Linked DNA regions of Mus musculus: region 2 is linked to region 1. The links are chromatin loops, found by intact Hi-C in ENCODE. Cell type or tissue: left cerebral cortex. All regions are shown on one strand. Each heading gives the region's core, and the rest is flanking DNA. Links, peaks and the distances in the headings are about the cores only.

Region 1 (2,808 bases), core at 256-2,755:
AAGGACCCTGGGTAAAAAAAGAGCAAGTGGGTGTCTGCTCCGTTGTCCCTGTCAGTTTTAAAATATGATCACAAATTTTTTTCTTTGCCTGAGTAGTTTGGAGTGGGAAGAGGGAGCAAAGAGAGGTTCTCTGTTCATGTTCATCTGAGCCTGATATTGCCCATTGCCAATATAAATGGAAAGAGGCGTGGCCACTTCCTTGAGGTTGCTTGGTTGTTTACTTTAGAAAATGAGCTCTGACTGCAAGTAGCAAGAAGTCAAGAGTGCAGTGAGCATGTGCCGCACACTGTCTGGTTCCGTATAGCAGTGTCTGCTTGCTGCTAGTCTATGACGTGAGAAACATAAACACTGTGTCAGTATAGAAACCAATATAGCTATGTATAGACACATTTCATTTCTACTTCCTCCGCCCTTCTTTTCTTATTTTGCATTAGGGATTGAATTCCAGCCTGGCCTTATGCATGCTATGAACACAGTGACCACTGAGCTACACATACCCATAGCACCTATGTACATTTAAATGGCCACAACAGGTAATGAGTAAGCTTTTAAAACTGGAGTGGGTATCATTTTTAAACAATTGATAAGCAGTTCAATTAATGAGCATATATATTTAGTGTATTGCATTTTTACAAAACTAGTGATTTACAAATGAGCAGGAGCTCAAAGAAATCTGGTTGAGTACAAGAAGTTTGAGATGCTCTCTGTCTCAGTGCTAACATAGAGCTAGATTGAGAACATCCCTTAATAGATGAAGAAGATGAGTCTTAGAAGGGGAAGCTTGGAATTACAATGAGGAAGGGAAAGAAATGGAGGGTTTGAAGTTGGCCAGTAGATGCCACAGTCACACACACACACACACACACACACACACACACACATGTATAAAAAAAATTTAAAAACCCATAGTTTAGAGCTAGGTATTTAAGGGTTTTTTAGGGTTGTAAAATCTAAGCTTGGTGGCCAGAACCAAGCTCTCTCTTTATTTCCAGTCCCCCCACACCAAGCGTGGCATCAGGTGTTTAACATAAATTTACCTCTGCTCTTTTCTATTAAGGGGAAAAAAGGAAAAAGAATAGCATTTATCAGTTTGTTTAGGTCCCAGCCCTGAGCCCCACTGGGCTCATTTGAAGAAGACACTTAGCATCAATGTATTTCTTTATGTTGCATGGTTAACTTCAGTTTTTTTCCTCTTGCGTTTTATTCAAGAATTTTTAGCCTAAAGTTTCCATTTAAAAGTTAAGCTCATTTCCCCCTCTTGTACTCCTTTCATGAATAAATTAAGCAGAGAACGTGTCAAAAATAATTTTAAATGAATATATGTGCAACCAACATCTTCAAGGCTCAAAATAGATGGCCTTGGTGCTGTTATAAATTGCATCCTCTTTTCCTCCCCCACCCAGTATCAGGGAAAGTAGGCTGTCAAGGAGCCAGGAAAACAGAGGCATTCCATTTTGCTCTGGTGGACCCCACACTGCCTATGCGTGGTCTCTCCACCTGTCTGACAGGCGAGACACCCTGGTCTCAGAGTGGCCCTGGGCAGAGAGACTTGAGCGAGAGGCTGCCAGCAAATGTGTGTCTGCAGGTTCTGCTCAATGTTCCCTGGCTCGCTGCTCTCAGTTCTGCACCGCCCAAATGTGTGTGCAATGAACATCGACGCTGGGGGTGCTCTCCTCTCCCCTGCCACACAGGCCCACAGCCTGGAGCATGGCGGCTGAGGCAGCCAACTCATCTTCTGAAGAAGCCCAGAGGAAACCAAGAGCGTATTGCCCACACCACTTGCCTGACTCAACAACAAGGAGCATCAAGTTCAATGAAAATAGAAGGGGAAAGGTAGCAGCATGTGGTAAAATAATGTTCCCAAGTCAGCGTTTCTAAAAGAAAGTTCTGTCCTCCCATACTACTGTAAGATCCATGGAGGGAAGGGAACAAGTCATTGGCTTAATGGTGTTTAATTTCTTCTCACCCACCTCCTCCCTCCTCCATGGCTTTGTTTAGTAGGTCAGTTGTTAGATAGCACTCCTTTTTTATTTAATAACCACGTGCTTATTACACAGTGAGTCATTGATTGATAAATCCAAGACATGAAGTTTATTAAGACTCTTAAGATGGTTTAAGAGACTGGGAAATGCTTCATTCTCCTCTGTGACCTGACACAGACTGAAGTCAGCCTCATGGGGAACACACTGCTCACAGTTACACCATATAAGCCCGCAATTGGGGTTGGGGGTGGAATGCAGTCAGTTTCAGGCCGGAGCAAGTACTAATAGGTTAAAGCAACATTCGGGAAGCAGCCTGTAAGGCAGACGGCTAGCTAAGTGAAGTCTGTTCCACAGTGGCTCCGTGTGGCCTCCAGCATGCTTCCATCACCTCGGAGAGAACTGAGTCTCTTTCTCATGTCCTGGAGTTTACCAGGAAAGAAAAATGGGTTGCTTGGGTTTTGAGGTCGAGGGGGGATTCCTTCTGCAGAAAAGGTACTCTTAAAAAGTCAGCCTTGAAAACATTGTTGTCTTTACCGGAGCCTGTTTCTGACTAAAAGATTTACCCAAAGAATGGACCCAGAGGTAGAAGGGGAATTTTATATGACTGCACTTCTACTTGGACATGACATCTAAAAACAAAGTACCATGTCCCTAGTGGGTAAGCAGGTTGCCCTTGCCTGCCTTCTGGAAGCTGACTCAGTTTGCTTCAGCAGGCTGGCTCTCCTTGATTTAGACACATCCTTGTTCTGTCAACTGCCCTTCATTTTCTAGAAATCATATCTGAGTCTTGATGAGGATGCATGGATATGTAAAATCATGTTAACAC
Region 2 (2,808 bases), core at 131-2,630, 380 kb after region 1:
TTTTGCAAGAAAATGACAACTCTCAGGACAATAATTTCAGTTTTCCAATAAGTGAAATGATTGTGTTTTCAGGCTGCATGGTATGAGGGATTATGGGTATCGCACTATTTACCTGTTTACTTATCGTGAAGCTGGGGATTGAATCTAAAACCTCACACTCATTAAGTGAGCACTCTACCAGTGAGCAGCAGAACCCCCTCCAGCCAGCCACATCTTGTGGGTGCTAAAATCACTCTTTGTTTGAAAAGGTGTATCAAATTGTAGTGACAGTTCATGCTGTGTTCTTGTGGTTTTGGTTTTTGTTTGTTTGTTTGTTTAACTTTGGGGGAAAGGTTAGCAATTCTTAACTGGAGATAACTGACCTTGCTCTTGAAATATTTCCTCCAGTCTACTGTGGACTCATTCCGCCTTCATTTGAAGCAGGGAACACTCCCTTCCTATGGAGAGTATGCTCCAAGTGTTCCCTCATGTCTCCGAACTTCGATGGCTAACTCTTTATTGAGGGTATATCTCTCAACAAGCCCTTCCCAATGGTGCTGTTACAAATCTGGTGCCTGGAAGGTGGCCTTTAATTAAAAAATATAAAGTACTGCTTTATTTTCTTCCAGCTCCTAGATTATTTAAATGATCCTCTTTACAGTATATGCAGCACAAGAAAATATTGTTAAAATGAAAAGACCTGGGTTGAACCAAGTTACTCCCTGCCCCTACAAATGATGTTTTTCATTCCTAAATAATTCGTCTGATGGAATGAAATCCCCCTAGGAGGTGACTGAAGCACATTTTGAATTTATTATAATCGTATTAACTTGTACTTGGGAGGATAGGGTGACAATAATTTCAAGTGGCCAGCTTCTGAATTGTAGTCACTGTTTCAGAGCCATAGTGTTAAACTACCGTCAAGATTCCCAGTCCCTTGCACTGTAGAGTCTTTGTGGCTTACAAGGCTGGTCTCAATCGTGGCCTCACTTAATCCTAATGATTATTTGTAATATAGTCAGGTCAGGTTGGGTTTTTTCCCCCTTTATGCAAAGTAAACTAGAGCTGAAAAAGGAGAGAGAGGGAGAGGGAGAGGGGGAGGGAGAGGGAGAGGGAGAGGGGGAGAGAGAGGGAGAGGGAGAGGGGGAGGGAGAGGGAGAGGGAGAGGGAGAGGGGGAGGGGGAGGGGGAGGGGGAGGGAGAGGGAGAGGGAGAATGATTTGTTTATATTCCATCAACTTGTAAGTACCAGAGCCACTCAGGAAATTCTTTGTCTAGGTATGAAGGTTAATTCTCCTCATCTCCAAGTTTCCTAACATGGCACGTTAGGCACCAAAGAGATGGAGAGATGGAGAGTACACCAAAGCATACCTGATATGTGGCCAATGGTGAATTTCTAATAAATGGACTTTTAGGTGAATTTGTTCTATCTAAATTGAATCAGACAAACAAGAGCAGCCTCCGACTTTTCTGTGTGTATAAGCACATCGGCCTCCGCCTGTTCTGTGTATATGCACGTCAGTAACCGTTGTTGACAGACTGCTGTGACAAAGTTAGCACACAAAACTTAAATAACTAAAAAGTCGTGATACTTCCGACTTGGTGTAAACCCAAAACCATCGCAGAAAAAACTCTGTCTATATATCTGTATGTATGCATATATGTCTATATTCATATATTGGTGACACAGAAATTTTCTCAACTCAGCTTATGATTTTAAGTGACCAACTCAAAATAAGCTTCCCTTTTATATCTTTTTTCCCCTTTCACAAGAAAGCTCAGTTCAGAATAGTCAGAGCCATTAGTATTCTGTGAGCAGCAAACATCTTCAGCTGCTATGGAATCATCCAAACAGCCGAAGCCAGGATCCATATGACAGGAGCTGATTCTTTTTATTTATTTATTCTAAATGCATGTGGTCTTTGCAACTTGGTGGCCTGGGATTGTCATTGTAAAGGCACAATGACAATTTCTGCCGAGGAAAATGGTTATTGCCTCAGCTCAAACTTAAAGCTGCTAGGCACACTGCTACGAAATATAAGATTCATTTATACTTTCACATGCTGGTTCTAGCAAGTCGGCTGCGTTCAACAGTTTCTCAAGGACAAGAGTGAATCCGTGCTGGCTTTCTATCAAGAAGCTAACTCCAAATAGACAAGAGAAACAAAAGCAAGAGAAAGACCAGTAGATAAAAGAGCCCTTGTTAGTGGACGAGAGCCGTTGCTACAAATAGGACAGCGGAAGGAGAGATGGGAGGGGGGAAGCGAAGCAAGGTCAAAGAAGATGATATCAATAGAATATCTCCAAATAGCACAGAATGCAGCAAGAAGTAGCGGCAGATGTCAGTCCAGCCCCGTGTCAACCCCCGTGGAGCTCTGTAGAAAGACTTGGAAAGAAACAGCATTGCTGCAGTTGGCATTAAGAGAAAGAGACAGCGAATGATACCTTTCTCCCCAGGAGCTGAAGGACCTGACTCGCCACAGCATCATGTCCTTTCTGACTGGCCCCATTCAAGCTTCCTGGGGTTTCTTATTTGTTTGTTTGTTTGTTTGTTTGTTTGTGATGCCCCTTTATTTCAGATTTCCACTCTCCTCTTTTCCTCTTCCAGGCTCCCGCCTGCCAATTCTGACTTTGATCCTTACTCTACTGGCTGTTTCTTACCTATGCTGCCAGGTACCTGCTTCCAGATGCTTGCCCTGGCTTCAGCCATGTTCCAGGACCAATGATGCATCAGTAGGAGGATATATTCACTGCAGTACTAAAAAAAAAAATCCCCATCGTGAATTTAGACATTGCTGGCAGGGATTGACTTTCATAACTGTGGAGGAAA

The links. Peaks named below come from ENCODE experiments on the same cell type or tissue, not always from the same donor. Only the 100,000 strongest peaks of a DNase experiment are listed, where the experiment ranks them.
Region 2: it touches region 1 in a loop (2.8-fold over the local background); 2 of 42 quality-filtered maps call a loop at or near these places.

Annotation. Positions count from the first base shown.
Region 1 is chr1:176,925,927-176,928,734 of GRCm38, forward strand. All of the region lies in intron 13 of Sdccag8 (serologically defined colon cancer antigen 8), which reads left to right. The region is part of intron 3 of Gm15423 (a long non-coding RNA gene); the gene reads right to left. Among named protein-coding and RNA genes, the nearest start is that of Gm15423, 14 kb to the right of the region's middle. In left cerebral cortex, for the core only: a CTCF peak has its summit at 1,676; a DNase peak (open chromatin) is centred at 1,565; H3K27ac peaks cover 2,319 bases.
Region 2 is chr1:177,305,588-177,308,395 of GRCm38, forward strand. The region is part of intron 4 of Gm36904 (a long non-coding RNA gene); the gene reads left to right. Among named protein-coding and RNA genes, the nearest start is that of Gm36904, 49 kb to the left of the region's middle. In left cerebral cortex, for the core only: no CTCF peak of the experiment used is centred there; DNase peaks (open chromatin) are centred at 1,551 and 2,180; H3K4me3 peaks cover 836 bases; H3K27ac peaks cover 1,313 bases.